6 separate regions of the Homo sapiens genome follow, and all the other regions are linked to region 1. A link is a contact called in ENCODE Hi-C or POLR2A ChIA-PET data. All regions are on one chromosome and are shown on one strand. The core of a region is the stretch at or near the end of the contact, and the rest is flanking DNA. Distances in the headings are between cores, read along the strand shown. Region 1 overlaps GMDS (GDP-mannose 4,6-dehydratase). Region 2 overlaps GMDS (GDP-mannose 4,6-dehydratase). Region 3 overlaps GMDS (GDP-mannose 4,6-dehydratase). Region 4 has its middle 190 kb from the start of LINC02521. Region 5 overlaps GMDS-DT (GMDS divergent transcript). Region 6 overlaps GMDS (GDP-mannose 4,6-dehydratase).

Region 1 (3,128 bases), core at 239-2,738:
ACTAAAAATATTAGGGTAACACAGATAATATCTGTGCATACAAACTGAAGTTAACACAGTAGACTGCTTAAAACAGAAAAACTACATACATATCTTCTTTTTCTACTGATATGACAGAGTATAACCAATTAATCATTAATAAGTAACAAGCAACAGCCAGAATATGTTTAATGCTTCATTAAAACAACATTGAGGCCCATTACAGTACACAGCGTACGATGCTGGAAACCACCTTATACCCTCGCAAACCGCATTCCCTTCTAACCTCATTTGGGGGAAGCAGCTAGAGGATGAATGGCAATATGCTCTCAAGTAAGCTTTTATTAAGTATGAGAAATAAATTATATTAAGTGTTATTTTTTGAACTCAGAAATGAGGGAAGGGGTTGTTAAGATATCAAATTTACTAAGAAAATAATTATGTCAGAAATAACGTTGCTGTCACAAGAGAGACTTGCCAGATACTGCTTTTAAGCACGTTGTTATACACACCTTTAGAATAAATTTTGTGACCCAGAGATTAGTCTGTGGTACTAAAATTCCTGAGAGTAGACCAGAAAAAAAATAGAGGGTAGGAGAAATGTTTTCCTAAACAATGTTAGCATTACTCTAGTGGCATTAAGAAGCCCTTATTTCGTTTATAATTAGTAAGATACTGAGGTGATGGGATTGTTAAGGACATGTTACAAATTGCTTTTCTACAACTCACTTCCGAATCTCAGTTTCTACTAAATATGATTCTACTTCATTAGATCCTCATGACTGTGATCTCACCAAATGCAATTCTAAAACTTGAAAATTACCTTGGAAATTTGTGAGAAGCCACAGAAAGGTCCTCGGAAGCACACACATATTAAATATTAATTATAATGATGACTGTCATCTTTTATAGTGATTATGTCATTATTTAGGAATGTTAATTAAGACATAAAATGACTTGTTAATAGCAAATGCATTCTTAAGCAATATATTTGTGCTTGTGCACTTAACAGCAAACCCAGTATGGGGACTGAACCATAATAGACTACAGTTCTATTTTCTAAAATGCTGACATTTGAGCAAACGTTCCCAGGGAATGTTTGCCTGATTCGTGGACTGACATTTCCTCTTTGTAACTTGCTTAACTAAAGAGGAGACATGCAGGCCAAACTCCACAGTGCCCGCAGGCAGCAGGCTATTGCTTGCCGCTGCAACTTGTGCGTGGTTTCTCTTTTACTTCCCTCTGGCCCTACTGCCCCTCAGCCCTTCACTGTCTCTTTATTTTGACATGCATATTATCTTAGCTGATTTCAATCATCTTACAGGAGTGGATGACATACCTTAAAAGATTAAGCTTCCCCACCTGGGATTTGTCCAGAAATTCAGTGTATTACAGCTTCTCAGAGCCTTCTTCGTTCTCCTATATTCTTGTGTTATCAATAGTAGCTTTCTTTCTTATTTTATGTTTAAGTATGAGACACAGGCAGCTATGCTGATGGAGTCAGTTTGTACTGTCACTCATCTTTCACTACAACTGCAAGGTTCACTTCCTTTGTCTAATTCTTTGCTGCCATCTATGTGTATAAAAGAGCACAACATTCTTAAACACACCAGAAACTTCCTCAGTTTCAAAAACAATCATGTCTCTAATCTAGAGGGATGAAGAAGGAAGCTTTAGGGATAATTTGCTTCCCTACACAAACGTAAAGCTTATTGGAAATTTCCATTTCTTTCTCTGTGAAGCAAATTTATAAAACTGAAAAATGACTGAAGTTACATTATTTAACATAATATTATTGAACATAACCAATAGATTTTTTCCATTATTGCTGCTGATAAATTTTAATTTGGCAAATTTGATGAACTTATGCTTGAAAAACAAAAGTTGAAATTTTAAGTCACTTAAGTAAATAATTCCAATAAGATAAATTAATTTTTGCTAAATTGCAATCTAAATATCTTGCCAAATGATAGAGTGAAATGATCACTAAACCTAACCGGGTGCGGTGGCTCACGCCTATAATCCCAGCACTTTGGGAGGCTGAGGCGGGCAGATCACAAAGTCAGGAGATCGAGACCATCCTGGCTAACATGGTGAAACCCCGTCTCTACCAAAAACACAAAAAATTAGCCAGGTGTGGTGGCAGGCACCTGTAGTCCCAGCGACTCGGGAGGCTGAGGCTGGAGAATGGCGTGAACCCGGGAGGCGGAGCTTGCAGTGAGCGGAGATCACGCCACTGCACTCCAGCCTGGGTGACAGAGCGAGACTCCGTCTCAAAAAAAAAAAAAAAAAAAAAAAGAAATGATCACTAAACCAAAACACTTTCCTAATATTTAATATAAAGCAAATGCAAAGCAAACAGATGAAAAAATTATTTACACACATTATGTAAACAACCAATAACTCAAATATTGTGACATAATAATCGACTAACTTCTGTCAAATATTCAAACACTTCTTCTCTAGGGAAGATGGAGAAATGTATCAGACCACACTAAAGAGCCTCTCAGCCTCCCCTTTAGGACTGACCATACTGGCTCTGAATTGTCCTAAGATAAGTTAGTGTCAAACAAACAAATAGAAAGGCACTCTAGTGTGAGCCATATGGGAATGTTACAACAAACAAAAAAACCCTGTCCCCTACACCATGTAACAATTAATCCATGCACTCAGGGTAAAGACTGGTTATTTACCATCAGTACTAATAATGTGGGTTGACAGTCTTGAAGAATGTCCTAAAAGGTTTATTTTGTCAATACCACTAATTTCTAAAAGACTTTACTGTTATATACTAAAAAAATAAAAACCTGGCACCAATGAAATATATGGAATGGGAGTAGAAAAGAAACTCAGGAACAGGTTTTTTTACCCTGATATACCAAACAGCATAAGAAGTGCGAAACTGCTGCCTCTTCTCTATCAGCTCCCATTTAGAATAACTGCATAATTGCTATCAACACAATACTCCTCTTCTCTGGCAAACATTTCACTTTAATTATCAACACTAGAACCGTACACAAGTTGAGCTAACCTTTCAGGGTGCAACATTTTCTAAAGAATCAGTCTCTTAACGATAAACTGTTAACGGAGCTGTAACATGCCAAACCAAGGCTTGATGTGCGGTTTCTTATAAATAAAGCAAATCTAAA
Region 2 (3,128 bases), core at 402-2,901, 440 kb before region 1:
ATGTCTCATCAGAGAGGCCTTCCTTGATCACCTTTACCCTGCTTTATTTTTCTTCATGGCACAGATCTCCTCCTGACATGTTATTAACATGTTTGTGGTCTGTGCCCTCCTGTATGAATGGGAGCATGTAATTTATTTGTTGTAATTTGTTGGAATAAGTCACCTACTGGCTTAGCACCCTCAGGACCCAGAGCAGTGCCTGGCACACGGTAGGCACCCAGTAAGAATTTGTTGGATAAGTGCTTACATTTATTTCAACAAATAAATCACATGCATGCCCCGTTATAGTTCTTTACAATAATTAGGCTAAAAGTTGCTTATAAAAAGAAAAAGAAGTAACCTAGTCAAATTTTACTTTGGTGTTTCTTAAATGTTACCCATTCTTACTGCAAAAATCAACTCTTGGAATCTTTATCATTTCTCTGTAAGGCCGAGAATCTGCCCTTTGCTACTTGAATCTTGTGTCAGCCTTCAGTCAAAACTAATGAAAGTCTGGGCCAATGAGCTGGCCCCAGATTTCTGGATCATCCAAGCATCTCCTTCACTCTCTGGACCCTCTCACCTGCCCACCCCCTGGAACCACACTGTCCTCTGTCACCAACAGTGAGGTGGGGGAGTGTTCTTACAACTTCATCGTTCACTCACATGGGAGACCGTGAGTATTCTCTTCAGAGGAGAGGAATTGTTTCTCCTTAGAGAGGCGTGAGATGAATGAGTGTCCTGTTCTCCCTAGAGTCCCCGATTCATGGTGTCTGGCCACTCCTACAGGCACAGCACGGACAATCACATAACGAAGCTGAAAGCAATGTGCTTTTGAGTATAAGCCATACTGGTTAGAGGTGATTTACTGTGTCACTCTGTCACATTGACATGTTTGAGACTCATGTAAACTATTCCCTGATCAGCCACAGTTCTGGCCTAACAGGGGGCAATGCTAATGTTTAATAATGTAAGCATAATATTTAATTTGGAAAGTACTAGTGATTATATAGTAGTAAAGAGGCTTCACATGTGGGTAGAGATTTTTTAAAAATCTCATTGATACCAAGGTATAGTGCAGTAGAAACATTTTGAAACTAAAGTTAGAAGCGTCCTAACTGTAGAATGAACATATTCACGTCACTATTGTTCACCAGGATCGCTCTCACACACCACACGTGCTATGTGAATACAGATAGACTTCTGCATACTCAGCTGGCTTTGCACATCTCTACCACAGAGTACGTGTATCTCTTGGACAGAGTATGACTGGTGGAAGTGGCAGTTGGCAGTTTATCTTTGATCACTATATTCAGAGGTGGCTTATACTTTTTAATTTTTTTTATTATTATACTTTAAGTTCTAGGGTACATGTGCACAATGTGCAGGTTAGTTACATATGTATACATGTGCCATGTTGGTGTGCTGCACCCATTAACTCGTCATTTAACATTAGGTATATCTCCTAATGCTATCTCTCCCCCCTCCTGGCTTATACTTTTAAGGGCACAAAATATATAACCATGATTGCTTGAAAGGGATTTGTTTCAATTCCTTGTTTGAAGGAGGTAATGGGCCAGCCTAAGAATCAAAAGTGACAATGAAATATAAAATGTATAACCATGATTGCTTTAAAGAGATTTGTTTCAGTTCCTTGTTTGAGGGAGGTAATGGGCCAGCCTAAGAATCGAAAGTGACAATGAAATATGAATGTAAAAGAGGAAGGGAGACAGACCTCTGGCTTGTTAGTACAACAGAATACTTACTTGGGGTTCACTTTATACATTACTTTCCCCCATTTTCCTACCCATTTGGGTAGGAATGAGATCTGCCAGGAAGGTGCACGGGGCAGAAGGCTTTGCTGTTGTTTTCCATGTCTTGGTTTCCTTCCTTTACCAGGACCAGAGCAGGAGGCCTCCTTTCTGCTCTCTGGGGGCCACATACTCCTGCCTCGATGGGCCACAACTGGATGAAGGAGGATACACGTGTGCCTTGCTACACATAATAGCTAAACAGCCCTAGAAAAACAGGGTCTGTGTACATATCATCATGTCTTCAGGCTACAAGGAAGCCCGCTGTGTGAAAAAGCTCTCCTGAGCTCAAATAAGAACTACTTTCTAAATATCACCTTAATATATCTGGTAGGTTTGGATTTGGTATGTCAAGTTGAGTCCTATAATACATAGACTATTTCCTTCTGGAGACCGTATTTTTAATTTCAGCGACTTGGAGGAGTTAAACTCGACCTCTGGGCACACTGACAGCCAAGTGGGTCATCAGCAGAGGAGTGACAACGACACTTCCATTCATGTAGGGCTTCCGGTCTACAGGAGGGCTTTCATATAAGTGGGCTGAGTGTATGGGAAGTGAACTGATTAGGCATTTGCCCCTTGTTATGGATGAAGCAGCAAAGGCCGTGAGAGTCCCTGAGGGTCAAGTCGCTCTGAGATCCTAGAGACGGGAGTCCTGCTCTGCCCAGCATCCTCTCCCCTGCACCACAGTACCTGCATCCCCTCCTTTTCTGTGCCGTCTTTATTTTACAGTGTGGATCTGGTGGGCTAGGGTTCCTCTCCTGTTGGTCCTGATGATGCACCAAGACCAAGAATATTTCTTATTTATGGAGGAAATATGGTTAAGTGCTAAGTGTACAGCCCTGACCCTTCCTCTACCCTCTCAGCCTAGTTACACCAGGGAGGTAAATCCCTACCTGTTTGTCTACCTACTTGTTTATATTAAAAGTTCTTGCAAATTTAAAAGGTTATACACTCAATGATCCAAAGGTGAAGTTGAGAAGACTATAAAAGACCTTAGGCAATATGAAATTATACAGTCAGCTTTTCACGTGACGGTGGTGTGATCACTAATGGAATCACCGAGTTTCCACAGAATGAAAAGGACCCTTGGGATCCGGAGCTACAGTTTAAGCTGGTCCCTCTCTGGAGGTGTTGCGTAGTAGGCTTCTCCTGTAACGTCTACGGCTGACTTATGACATTTACATTTTTGGTCCTCAAGGTCACAGTGTCCTTCTAAGCGGAACGATAGTGGAGACTGGGAACTAACTTCTTCATCTCCTCTCTTTGACAGCCTGAACTCAGCTTGGCACTGGCTTTCTATCCACCTTCTGCCCAGCAGTGAATGGAGTCAACTCT
Region 3 (3,128 bases), core at 199-2,698, 360 kb before region 1:
ACCACAAACACACCACACACACAGACACACATACACACATACACACACCACACACACACACCACATACACCACACACATACACACATACCACACACACACCACACACATACACACCACACATATACACACACACCACACACCCATACACACATACACACACAGATACACATACACACACACAGACACATACACACACACATATACACACATACACACACACATACACACACACAGATGCTATCAAAAGAAAGCAGTTGTCATAAGGCTGCCTTTCTCAATACAAATGACTGTGTAAGAATTTAAAACGTTACCTTACATTTTATCAGGACTGCATGTGGTACTGATCTGCTTCCCCGAATATCTTCTACTAACCCAAACTCAAATTAATGTGCTATTTTCTAATAAATGCAAAACAAAAATTATTCAAATTACTCAAGTGATGTCAAAGACTTCAAGAGGAAATATCTGTGTCGATTCTAAATATACAGATGGCGACACGTGTCAAGCCTTTTCGGAGAACATTACAACGGATAAATTTTAAAAACGATAACAAAAATGGGAAGAGACAGCAGAGCTTAGAATAGCAAAAGTGAGAATGTTCCAGATGCTGATTGGTGTGTCTGATACGGTACAGCCTCATGTAATATGAGGCAAGGACACAAAGCACAACAAGTAGAACTCTGAGCTAGCAGAAAGCTTTCTAGCTTAATTAATGGCAATGCTAATGAGACTAGAGAGCTTGGCTGTCCTTCACCCTCTACATCTGGCTGTTCACCAAATCCCGCTGATTCTAAGACTCAAATCAATCGCTCCTCTCCCTCTCCATGTTCTCGGCTGAATGCAGATCCTCCTCATCCTTAGCTGGACAGCTCCAACAAGCCTCTAGGGAGGAAGCATGGTGGTTTCCCTCAAGCTGTCCCCACCATATGAGAGGGAATAAGGCTAACCATGAAATCTGCGGAAATCAGGATGACAGTGGGTGTTTCTGGGAGGACTTTCTGGATAAGCTGGCTTTTGGGATATCCACTTGTGCTTAATTAAGTATTTACAGAGCACCGTCAGCTGTTGAGAGCACTGAGGATAACCTGGGAAGGAGACGATGCCCACAGGCATGAAGACCTGGGTCTGTGTTCACTGCAAATATCCTATCACAAAGTTTTTTTTGACAGCATATGAACAAGAAGGATAAAAAGTGCACATAAAGGAAAGAGGAGCGTCTTGGGTCACAACATACTCATTTCAGACCCTGGCTCTGCTACTCCCTTGCTGTGTGACCTGGGGAGAGCACTGAACTGCACTGTGCCTCAGTTTCCTTCTCAGTGCAATAGTGCCCCAGCCCTGGAAATTAAACACAGTAGGGGTGCGGCTCCTGGCATGCCTCCAGGCTCGCCCTAACCACTCCCTGCGTGCCGCGGTGAGCATGGGCTGTCTCTGTCTGTCTTGGAGCACATCCTGCCGTTCTTCTGCAATAGCATCCTGCTATAGGGGAAGACCCTGCTCCCCCGCATTCAAACAGTGGACTTTCAGTGGGGCTGCTCATCCCAGAATCCTCACACCCTGAAAACAGGCCAAGGCCTGGGATCCAGTCCCACGCTGGCCACAGCGACAGGTCTAGGGATAACTGCAGGACCCACAAGGGCCAGCCACAGTCCTTCCTCAGGATTTTTCTAGGTGGATTGTTCTTAAAGGTTCTATTCCTCTTTTGACTGTGTGAGGCTGTGTCCCCAGAAAGGCAGTCTAGACTGCCCTCTGCCATGGGGAGCAGCTGAGGGATGGAGGCAACATCCCAGGGCACTGGAGCCAAGAAGCAGAGGGGCCCTGAAGGAGCACCAGGTACCTAAGGCTACTCTGAGTTCAGTTTCAGTTCCTGAAAAACAGAAGAACTCTGACTGCTGGGAAAGTCCATTCACTTTTCTCCCTTTCCTAATATAGTACTAAACAGTTTCACTATGCTTAAGCCTTTATTAGCATAGATACTTCACACATTTAAAAAATAATTCATGCGTATCATCCTTCGCAACTTTTGGAGCATAACAGGACACTCCTAATAATAAAATGTCATGTTTGATTCCTACAGAGAACATAAACAAAAGTGCACATATTTTTTAAAGAATAAGATGTTATGCTTACATCTTATTTTTCTCATTAAACTTGTTTAAGTATAATCTGTGTTATTCACATATACAATATAAATTTGTTAAAATATGTTAGAGAGTTATTAAAAAAAGTAATTAATGAGAGTGGCAGATATTAATTTCTGCTAAACTATACGTTTTAATTAAAATTTTTGGGCCAGGTGCGGTGGCTCATGCCTGTAATCCCAGCACTTTGGGAAGCCGAGGTGGGCGGATCACTTGAGGTCAGGAGTTTGAGACCAGCCTGGCCAATATGGTAAAACCCCGTCTCTACTAAAAATACAAAAATTAGATGGGCGTGGTGGTCCATGCCTGTAATCCCAGCTACTTGGGAGGCTGAGGCAGGAGAATCACTGGAACCCAGAAGGCGGAGGTTGTAGTGAGCCAAGATCGTGCCACTGCACTCCAGCCTGGGGGACAGAGTGAGACTCCGTCTCAAAAAAAAAAAAAAAGGAGGGTTACTTAGAAGCAACATAAATTTTATATTTGAAAAGTATAAAAAAACCCTCAATTCCAAACATAATCAATCCAACAATGCATTTTTCAGTCCACAAGAGAAGAAGGCCAATTTTTTTTTTTGAAAAATGAGGTATCTTCTTTAAAAAATAAAATAGAAGGCCAAAAGAATCAACATAACCAAATTACACTTCAAAGATTATTTTATATCTTCTTGCTTCCTATCTATATGCTATTTTCCAACTCCCCATATTATACGTAAAATTTGAAAAAGATCTTATTTTTGCCTTAATTTTCTATAATTAATGTCATTAGTTTCCTGCACAAAGTTTTCATGCAAAACAAATTTATGTAACTCTTGGCCACGAATTGTCAATATTTTTCATAAAATTGGAAGTATATTGAGACAAAATGTTCACAAAATAATTGGGCAGTATCTCTTTTTCTGAGTGTTCTTATTTTTGTTTTTAAAATTTTAATTGACACATTATAATTGTACACATTTATGGGGTACATTTTGATATTTTGACACATGT
Region 4 (3,128 bases), core at 335-2,834, 340 kb after region 1:
ACAATTACATTTTTAACACCTGTTTGCCAATTCCTAAAAATTTAAAAACAGCTCTCATGAACTGGTACAAGCTAGTTTTATAACACAACTGACATCCACCATGAATGGTCTATTGTAATGAACAGTAAATATCCCACATTGCAGGACTCCTTAGAGAATTGAATATAGAAATAGACACTGTTAAACACCATGTGAGAGATGAACATGCATTTCTGAACATAGTTAACTTATGGTCCAGGGAAGATACTTTTGGAAATGTTGATGTAAATGAACAATTCAACACTAGGTGCTCTGATTCTTTTGACTACATTTTATTCTCTCTCTTGCTCCATAGCCACCTACACTCTTACTTTCACCCTGACAATCTGTTTTGCTGTCTTTGTCTTCTTTCTACCTCTCCCCTGAAACTCATCTCTTGGACAAAGGAAGCCCTCATTATTATTATTATTTCATAGACAGCAGCCAAGTTTAAAATCTGGACTTATGGGTAGGAATTTTGGAAAGGCTGTAATTTCTTTCTTAGTTGGTGAAAAGGGGCTTTTGCCATTATTCTTTCCCAGACTTCTTATAAGACTTACACCATCAAAATTGTCTCTCACAACATTCATACTCTTTGCAGCTTTTAAATCATAGAGAAGATGGAGACTGTCTGAGGAGCTTGGCCAGGCCAGCCTCTGGGATACCGTTTGACATCAGCTCCCTTTTTGGTGGTCATATGCATGTGATTTGTCCCCACATCCCCATCTGTGCTGACCTTCCTCCCACCACTTACTTACTGGGGCTCTCGGCCCTTGTTAACAAGAGTAGGAGCAGCCAAATAGTTAGGGATGATGTGATTTCCCCCTTCACTCTCAGATGGACGATAGATCACAGACTCGCTATCATCAGCATCCCTGGATCTCGTTTGGGAAACACTCCTTTTTATGACTTTAGACTACGTTTATGTCAATGAAAATCATCCCCAAGCTACAGGAATTTGACTCAATAGCTAATTTCTCTTAATTTGCCCACAGCTGTTTTACCTGTGTTGACAATTTTCCTAAAGAAAAATGTTACCCCTTGTGGAGTTAAAGCCTTTTTCAATTTTGCCAGCATGTCAGAAATAAATGGCGTGCTAGTGCAAAGTTGCTTTTCAGTGAACCATGATCTTGCCAAAGCTGCATGTCCTCCCACTACATCATGGCTGTGAAAGGGAACTTTTAAAGCAGGTGGTGCCTGAGGTTTAAGGCTGGCTGGAGACAAAAACAAATGGAGGAGGCAACTGTTTTGAAAAACTACAACTCCCGTGTGGAAGCCCCATTTGGGAATCAACGTTTTAACCTACAGTGGTTGAAATACTTAATTAGATTCAAAGTAGAAGCTGGCTGCCACAAGACACCATCTCACCATTCCTTTATGAGCCCTTTAAAGTTGTAACTCAAACTTTTGCAAGTCAGTTTTAAGGCAGATTTGTTGACACACTTGTGGATGGCCAAAGTCAGGCTGTTGGTTTGCTTATTCAAAAGAATGGAAATTGTCTCTATGTACACGGTAACAGGGCTGTGATTCATAATCACTGCCTCTCAATGTTATGCTTTATTTCTCTTCCAGAAATAGCAATACACTTTCTTTCTTTAGACATTCTAGGTGTTTTGGAATACATAGATTTGTTTACTTTTTTACTACTTCTAAGATTGCTGGTCTCATTAGTGGAATGAAGAAATTCAAGTTGAGTGTTATCCTTCCTTGCATCTCTAACTCCTGAGGCAGAGCTGGTTGGGCAAATGTCAGGAAGTGAATGAGTGAGTGATGATGGTAATGGGTGAAGTCGTGTTTATGGTCATATACAGGGCTGAGTACCAAAGGTCAACATTTCCTTTCAGTCAGTAATAGGCTCACTGCTGTTAGATAACAACTAATATTTTCAGGGGAAAAAAGTCAGCTTAGAAATGAAGATTTATCTTTCCCCACCCAATCCCAGAAAATGATTTTGTATTTATTTTGATCTAGGCCCATTGTTTTTGGCTGTGATTCAAGAAAAGTAGAACAACCCTCTTTCCAAGTGGGAATTTGGGGGCTGCTATCTTTCTCTATATTTTTAAATCCTCAAAATCAGTAGGGGTAATACTGCCCCCAGATGAATAAAAATTGGTTCTTAAGGGGTGTGTTTTAAAAATCCTTTTTATATATAAGTCACAGATATACATATATGTAGTACATAAACACTATATCTGTGATATTAGAATCATACGGGGGATTGATTAGGGAAGATGTCTAAAAAGGGTTCCTTGGCGGAGGGGTGGTAATGAGTAAAAGATTGAGAAACGCTGTTCTAAATGGTCACTTTTTTTATAACTTGCTATTTGTAACACTAAGCATAGTTTCAAAGTCCCTGATTCCATTTACTCATAAAGAGATCCCGTAGGTTGGACAGGGTAGAAATAACAGGTATATCAACTATTCCAATTATGTATTTGCTAATCTTTTTTTTCTTTTCTTTTCTTTTTTTTCTTTTGAGACAGTCCCAGCCTGGAGTGTGGCAGCACAACCTTGGCTCACTGCAACCTATGCCTCCTGGGTTCAAACGATTCTCCTGCCTCAGCCTCCCAAGTAGCTGGGACTACAGGCAAGTGCCACCACACCTGGCTAATTTTTTGTATTTTTAGTAGAGACGGGGTTTTATCTTGTTGACCAGGTTGGTCTCGAACTCCTGACCTCAAGAGATCTGCCTGCCTCAGCCTCCTGAAGTGTTGGGATTACAGGTGTGAGCTATGGCACCTGGCCTATTTGTCAATCTTAATGGCCAAAACGTAACTATGTTATTTCAAATAGCTTCAGTGTTGCTATTAATTTACAGATTTATATCATGCCTATGTTTACATTGGTATGTTAGCTACGTAAATATACTCCCATTACAATTAATAAAATTGATATAATCTTTTTGAGGAAGAAAGAATTTTTAAGAAAGAATGATCATTCATTTTAGACAATATTTGGCCCAACACAATAATAGATAGTTAATTTGTGATCAGTTAATAATTAAGTTCTCTTTATTATAAAAATGTCATGCTGACATATGTGATTAAAACTTCTTGGATAGAATCTATTGCTGCTGTTATTGCTGAGGTAAGAACTAAGGGAAATCTTCC
Region 5 (3,128 bases), core at 365-2,864, 290 kb after region 1:
GGATTTGGAAAAATGGCCAGCAGATAACAATAACAATAGTGACTAACATTTATTGAGTACATACCATGTGTTAACTGTGTGAAATAATTTTCATGTAAACCTTTTGGCAACCTAAGGTTGGCAGCATGGAAGCTTTGAGAGTGTAAGTTTCTTGTCCAGAATTTTATAACTAGAAAGTGACAGAGCCTGGATTCCAACCTATACCCATGGACACCAGAGTGTCTATATGTGTCTTTCCAGTGAGCGATGGTTCACACTCATTGGAAACATGAGTGCCATTGGAACATACTAGTCAATATGATGCCGAAAACAGTAACAGAAAGAGTGCAGGTGTTGAATACGTGTTCCTTTTCACACTGGAAAGAAAGATGGTGAGAAGTTGGCATGTCTTCCACGCAATTCCATCCCATCAGCTGGTCTCCAAATTCCCACTCCTCTTGGTTCCCACTTCTCTTTGTCTCTTTCCAGAAGGAAACAAACTCCCTGATGACCCTCACTGAAAATTCACAAACTTTACAAATTTCAATAGATTAGCTGTGGCTTCTTTTTAAAATACTCATAGGTAGCTGGGTCCTGGAGAGCTCTAAAGCCCTCTAATTTTGCTTGCAGACGGAAGAAGGGAAACTCGAGTCACTGGAGACAAAGGGGCAAAGGCATGGGTTTGGCGGCAGAGGGAAAGAAATGGTCTGTGACCAGGGCTTAAGCTGCCTGTGTTGGCTCTGAGTGACAGTATGCTCTTGCTCCAAGGACCTTAATTGGCTGATAGAGTGATTGCTTTGGCCAAAGGTCCAATTAATACTCAAGATTTGAGGACTGGTTTTCCAACCCCAGTTGGATGACTTTCCTGGCAAGCAAAGGTTACCGCTGTAAATTCAACTTGCTTCCTTAACTGGGCACCCACTCTATAATGTGAGGCTATCATTCTGTCTGGTTAATTCCAGACAAGACTTTGTGAGCAGATGGGGAATTTGGATTTTCAAATTCGAAAAAAAAAAAAAAAAGCATAAGTGAGTGTGAGTTTTATGTAGTTACCTCGATGCTCCACCTTGTGGAAAATGTGCTAAATCCCAATGTAGGAGGAGGCAGGATTGCAAATGTGAAGCAGAGTGGTTGGCCCAGGGGTTTATGCTCACTGAGAATGTTCTCATCAATAGCTTGCTGTGATTGGCTATGGACCTATTGAAATCACCATTAAACTAGAAAACAAAGTTACTCAGCCCTCGTGTGGAAAGTGTCTAAGACAGTAATGCAGAGGCCGTAGTCTGAAGGTGGCACCTCGCACTACAGAACAATGGTAGGAGCTCCAGGTTCGGATCATGGTTCTGAATTTACTAGTTGTGTGCACTTAAGTTGCTTAGTCTAATTAATAAAGCAGGGATGATAATTCCTCTTTACAGCTTTGTTGCAAGGATTGCATTAAAGAAAACATGTAAAAGCATAAGGGCATTCAATTAATGTTACAAGAGCCCTTCCCTCAACCCCAAGGGCGGCTGCAGCTGTTCAGCCTGACACTTTATGTGTGTTGGTCACAGTGCTGTCTTGGAGAATCACATACGGGATAGTGCTTACCTCCCCATAGCAGCCACGTCATAGCAAATAGCTCATTAGCATGCAGTTTCTTCCCTCCCTGTTCAGCAGCCCAGCAGACAAGCTGTCTCAGAGCCTGGATTTCAGCATGTTGCACTCACCGCAAATATCCTGCAGGCTGCCCACTCCATTCTGCTGCCCTTCGCAAGGCTTCACTTTGCCCTCCAACCCTTTTTTTCTCTTGTTTACCAGATGGAACGAAGTCTGTTTGTGGAAACACCCTTCCCCTCTGTTTACTTGGACCTGATTTTGAAAGTAACAAGTCACTTTATTTGGGCTGGAGGAAAAAGCACTAAACCAGATGTTGAGGTGACCGGGATTCCTGGAAGACATTCTTCTCTCCAACGAGACACATGATGCATGAAGTAGGAGCCCCTGGCAAGGAGCCCAGGCTGCCATGGCCTCGCTCGCTCCTGCTTCCCGGCATGGCCCCGAGGCTAGCTGCCTCTGTACTGCCTGAGCATCGTCCCCTGGCGTGTCACCAGACTACCCACTACCTGTGCTTGCACCTGCAGGTGGGCAGTTCAGTCGTTGCAGGCTGAAGCTCCCTGTCACAGGAGTCCATCAGCACTGGAGTTTACCAAATGGCCCAGTCCAGGTCTGTGTCATATTGTTTTGCAAAAGCAAGAAAACTCATTCAGAGCTTGTTACTTTTATCCCTGACTTCCTAAGTGAGCAGTGTAGCCAGAGAACTACATCCCCTGACATCCTTTAAGAGCCATGACCACTCCTGCCCTTGCTTTGTGACAGGCACTCCTGGATGCTGAAGTGCTGTTGCTGTGCACCACTATGCATCCTGTGTGAGGATGAGCACTCCAGTCCTTGCTCCCTCTTCCCGTGGCTGGCTCATTAGCCAGAGCAAACTGTGGCCTTGAAGGAGCAGAAGGAGCATTTGACTCTTCCCAGCTCTCAGTCTTTGGAAAATTGAGCAAAGTGGAATGAAAGCCATTTATTCATTTAACTGGCAGTTATTTATTGAGCATCTATTATGTGGCAGGCACCGTGGTGACACTGAAAAGAGAAGGGTGAACAAGGACAGTCCTGAGCTCAAGCAGGCTGCTGGCAGGTGGTAGTGGGGGCAGACAAGCAAAGGGGCACCCATGCCATGGCCTGCAATGCACCACCTCCAGGACAAGGTTTGGGACCCATCCCTGGGTCTTGGGGGACATTCTAAAAGGAAGCAGTGGCTCAGCATAGACCTGAAGGACAAGAAGGCACCAGTCATGTGTGGAGTGGGTTGGTGGAGATGCGCAGAGTGCAAGGAGGTCTGGAGGTGAGACCTCCAGGCAGAATGGAGGGAGGTGTGTCCCATAGCATGTGGACTCTAAGGGGCTGGGAGATCTTAGGGGTCCCTGGAGGCTGACTGAAGGCTGGCCAGGGAGCCTGCCTGGTAAGGGCCTCCAAGGTCAGGTTTGGGTGTAAGAGTAGCCATTTCTAGCACTGGTTGAGGTGCACTTCCCTGTCAGTGCCCCAAAATCCTTCAGCAGTGTCTGATACGATGTTCTAGACTGGCATTGTTTCCAGTGCAGGCCCTGTCTCAT
Region 6 (3,128 bases), core at 418-2,917, 280 kb before region 1:
TGTGTTACTGAAAGAAGAGGCATGAATTTTATTATGAAAAAATAAAATGTGGATAAAGAATGCTTTGGTAGTAAAAACATACACACAAAAAGCACTGGATTTCACAATCAAAGTCCAATGAGAATTTTCCCCCTTTGGCAGTCAAACAAAAATTCCAGGAAAATAGTTTAAATTCCCTTCACAAAGTTCAAATGTAGCTATTGGTTATTAACTTGCAAATATAAGAAATAACATTTCGGTCTGGGTATCTGACTAATGGTTATTTATGGACCCTATAAAATTTAGAATAACTTTTGCATTTAATATATCTCACATGAAATTACTGTTTCAGTAGTCCAAAATCTGTTTACTGCAATTCCATACAGATGAATTATAATTCTAAATAGAATCCTCAAATTCTGTTTACGTTTTAATGTAAACACTTCACCTACAGGAATAAGCAGCACTCATTATTTCTTTAGAGACAAGAATATTGTAGAGAGCTAACAACTCACTTTTGAACTGAGTAAGTTCACTGAATTTCCAAAATTCTAATAAGCACTATAGTTTACATAGTGCTTTATAACTGCAAGCCTGCTGCTTTTTAAACAATGATGCATTCCCCTAAATTCATATTTTAAAAATATGAATTATCAGTTGAGATTTCTCTGCCTACAACATAGAAATCTCTGCTCCTGGCCACTGGGTGGTCCTGCACGCATGGGCATGGGGCTCTAGCCCAGGCCTGCCTGTCACTAACTTCTCTATGGCCTCAGAGAAGTCACAGGGCCAATGTTTTCTAAACACATGTATATTTTTAAGTTATGGAACATGCTTACAAAATGCCACCTCATTGTGTCTTGTATACATGGACTCTATATATGGATGCATATACTGCAACCAATTATAGCTATCCCAGAGTGAAAGGATATTTTGAGAGAAGCAATTATTACAGCAAATGAGACAGGAAACATCCTTTTCCATTGCTCAAGAAACACAGATATTTGTTTCTTGTCTCTCGGCAAAAATGGAAAAACTCTCTTGCATTTCGGAAGTGAGTGGGTCTCCCGGAGGTTCTGAGAAGGGTCTATGCTAAGTAATCCTAAACTGAGCAAACCCTCCCAGCTCCTTTTGAGCGGAGAGGCTGAATTCAACACTGCCAGGGGAGCCGCGGCTGGTGGGTGGGGACGGGGGGCAGCTCGCTGTCGTGGGCTTTAGGGAGCAAACTCTGCCAAGCTGGGATGGGCGAGGATAAGGAGGGAAAGACGGACAGTTCTTTGGTAATAAAAATGCAGTTTATATAAACTGTAGGAGACCTGGTGAGAAAGTAAAAGAGGTAATTGTGCACATTCCAAACGTTTTAATATATAAACTGTGTAACCATCACTCATGAATAGCGCAGCTGCTAACAATTTATTTGTTTTTTTTTTTTTTTTTTTTTTTTTTTACCAAGATAAAAATCATGCTAAAGCCAAGAGATGTTTCTCTAGTGAATGATATTTTGAAACTCTGGTCAAAACATAACTGTGACATAATAAATTTTTAAAGAAGTCATGAAAGCTTGTAGTTTGAAATTTGAAAGAAGACCTAGTTTTTTCCCCAATTAGGAAGGACCACATTTCAACTTTCATGACAGTGGCGGGCTCAGTCTTGCGGCGGGGGAGGGGACGCCAATTCTGCATGCACATCTGTTTCCAGTGCAATGCTGGTATGCAAACTATTGTCTATTGGAAGTGTGTCGTGGTAACGTTTGCCAGGGTTAAAGGCTGGGTCAATTTGATCAAGACGCTAAAATTAGCTTCTGTGTGTTTTCCTGAAAAGAAAAAAAAATACTGTAAAGCTCTTTGTTTTCCTTCAAGTACCATTCTCAGATTTCAGTTTCTGGTGTGTAAACTACCAGGAAACAGACGGCTATGACAACTGACTTCTTGTTCACTGAGTCCTGCATAATGAAATGGTACCACACGTCACCAAGCTGGAGAACTCAGGGTGAAAGGTAGCTTTCTGACCCAACTCACATTTTCCCATTTAAAAAATATCAACATTATAAAATTACTTAATGTGAATGCATTTGGAAATTCAAAACCATAGCTATATTTTAAAGTGTGTGATGGCTTGGCAAAGCCCAAACACATTTAGAAACTCATCATTCTGAGAAGTATTGGGGTAAGATTTAGGTCACATATCCCTGGTAGTATTGACAGTGCTCTGATTATTTTCACAGGAAGTGAGTTTGTTAGGATGAAAAAGAGGGAAAAAAATACATATACAAACTCCGGTAATAATCTGACGAATTCCAAGAGTAGAAAGGAATCGTGGAAACAATACATAGTCATGAGATAGTTCAAGAAAAATATTGATATTTTTCTAGATTAGCAAAATTAGAAAATTACTTAACAGTTAATATTCCAATAGATGACAAAGATGAAAAAAGGAGAAATAGAATTATCTGTTAATGTTTAAGGCTTTGTGATGAATATACAAATAAACCAAAAGTAGAAGCATGTTTGAAATTTATTTACATACTTGGAGACTTGCTTTTTCTTATATGAGATGCTAAGTCAGGTTACAATAATATAGAAGTAAAAACTTCAGTGAAATGCCTCGCCTATATTTTAAATATTTCAATACTGTTAACTTTAAAATGACCTATAATGTAAAAAGTACTTTTTGTGTACATTTTACTATAAATATTTCCGATTAAGAGAAGTCTGACAGAAGAAATAAACAGGTTTTCCCCAAATTACAAAATGCAATAGAAAAATCCTTCAATCTAGTTACAGTATGGTGAAAATACTATAAATTTGGGTCATTTATACCACAGGATTTCCTTCTTTGCAAACATCCTCTCAATTCCAGTGGCTTTTTGTACTTTTATAATTTAGAGCTCATTAAAAAGATTTGGTATGGATACTAGAAGTGTGTAAAATATTTGGCAAAACTCATTTGTAAAATGAAACTTATTTGTACAACATACATAAAATTACCCAATTTTTATATTTAAATGCCCTCTAGAGCCAAACACAGCATGGTAGTTACTACTAATTGCTTATTTTCTTGGGTCAGAAATTAGTGAAAAATTACTATATATCGTGACACCAAATTAATAAGATTCCGTATTATCTCTAATTTCTCACAACCAGCTCTTC

Evidence for each region. Hi-C counts contacts between places; a loop is a spot of excess contacts on that map. ChIA-PET counts read pairs that join two places held with the same protein, here RNA polymerase II (POLR2A). Pooled maps may share reads with other maps.
Region 2: a pooled map shows a loop between it and region 1 (4-fold over the local background). The contact joins two enhancer-like sites. A Hi-C loop is called at or near these places in 1 of 37 single-sample maps with no recorded cell type and 3 of 50 pooled maps. POLR2A ChIA-PET finds 5 or more read pairs at or near these places in 1 of 52 experiments (HCT116).
Region 3: a pooled map shows a loop between it and region 1 (5-fold over the local background). The contact joins two enhancer-like sites. A Hi-C loop is called at or near these places in 18 of 37 single-sample maps with no recorded cell type and 5 of 50 pooled maps. POLR2A ChIA-PET finds 5 or more read pairs at or near these places in 1 of 52 experiments (MCF 10A).
Region 4: a map of Calu3 shows a loop between it and region 1 (2.7-fold over the local background). The contact joins two enhancer-like sites. A Hi-C loop is called at or near these places in 10 of 168 maps with a recorded cell type or tissue (Calu3, IMR-90, MCF 10A and 6 more), 10 of 37 single-sample maps with no recorded cell type and 18 of 50 pooled maps.
Region 5: POLR2A ChIA-PET joins it to region 1 with 10 read pairs in H1. The contact joins two enhancer-like sites. POLR2A ChIA-PET finds 5 or more read pairs at or near these places in 3 of 52 experiments (BJ, H1 and PC-9).
Region 6: a loop to region 1 is called in a map of endothelial cell of umbilical vein, with 7 times the contacts of the local background. The contact joins two enhancer-like sites. A Hi-C loop is called at or near these places in 5 of 168 maps with a recorded cell type or tissue (IMR-90, PC-3, PC-9 and 2 more) and 4 of 50 pooled maps.

What each region holds. Positions count from the first base shown.
Region 1 is chr6:2,102,928-2,106,055 of GRCh38, forward strand. The region is part of intron 4 of GMDS (GDP-mannose 4,6-dehydratase); the gene reads right to left. Among named protein-coding and RNA genes, the nearest start is that of GMDS, 140 kb to the right of the region's middle. Within about 2 kb of position 1,489, at least 4 of the 41 ENCODE cell types and tissues checked have a DNase peak (open chromatin) inside an H3K27ac peak, as active enhancers do; they include endothelial cell of umbilical vein, where a contact is called at or near this core.
Region 2 is chr6:1,663,785-1,666,912 of GRCh38, forward strand. All of the region lies in intron 9 of GMDS (GDP-mannose 4,6-dehydratase), which reads right to left. It overlaps LOC107986514 (a long non-coding RNA gene), which reads left to right. Exons shown (of 2, transcript XR_001743788.2): 1 at 1-2,120; 2 at 3,064-3,128. Among named protein-coding and RNA genes, the nearest start is that of FOXC1, 55 kb to the left of the region's middle. RefSeq lists enhancers at 1,557-1,786, 1,797-1,966. Within about 2 kb of position 1,652, at least 2 of the 41 ENCODE cell types and tissues checked have a DNase peak (open chromatin) inside an H3K27ac peak, as active enhancers do.
Region 3 is chr6:1,737,984-1,741,111 of GRCh38, forward strand. The region is part of intron 8 of GMDS (GDP-mannose 4,6-dehydratase); the gene reads right to left. Among named protein-coding and RNA genes, the nearest start is that of FOXC1, 130 kb to the left of the region's middle. RefSeq lists an enhancer at 1,683-2,022. Within about 2 kb of position 1,449, at least 2 of the 41 ENCODE cell types and tissues checked have a DNase peak (open chromatin) inside an H3K27ac peak, as active enhancers do.
Region 4 is chr6:2,440,572-2,443,699 of GRCh38, forward strand. No RefSeq gene overlaps it. Among named protein-coding and RNA genes, the nearest start is that of LINC02521, 190 kb to the right of the region's middle. Within about 2 kb of position 1,585, at least 2 of the 41 ENCODE cell types and tissues checked have a DNase peak (open chromatin) inside an H3K27ac peak, as active enhancers do.
Region 5 is chr6:2,395,442-2,398,569 of GRCh38, forward strand. All of the region lies in intron 4 of GMDS-DT (GMDS divergent transcript), which reads left to right. Among named protein-coding and RNA genes, the nearest start is that of GMDS-DT, 150 kb to the left of the region's middle. Within about 2 kb of position 1,615, at least 2 of the 41 ENCODE cell types and tissues checked have a DNase peak (open chromatin) inside an H3K27ac peak, as active enhancers do.
Region 6 is chr6:1,820,213-1,823,340 of GRCh38, forward strand. All of the region lies in intron 7 of GMDS (GDP-mannose 4,6-dehydratase), which reads right to left. Among named protein-coding and RNA genes, the nearest start is that of FOXC1, 210 kb to the left of the region's middle. Within about 2 kb of position 1,668, at least 2 of the 41 ENCODE cell types and tissues checked have a DNase peak (open chromatin) inside an H3K27ac peak, as active enhancers do; they include endothelial cell of umbilical vein, where a contact is called at or near this core.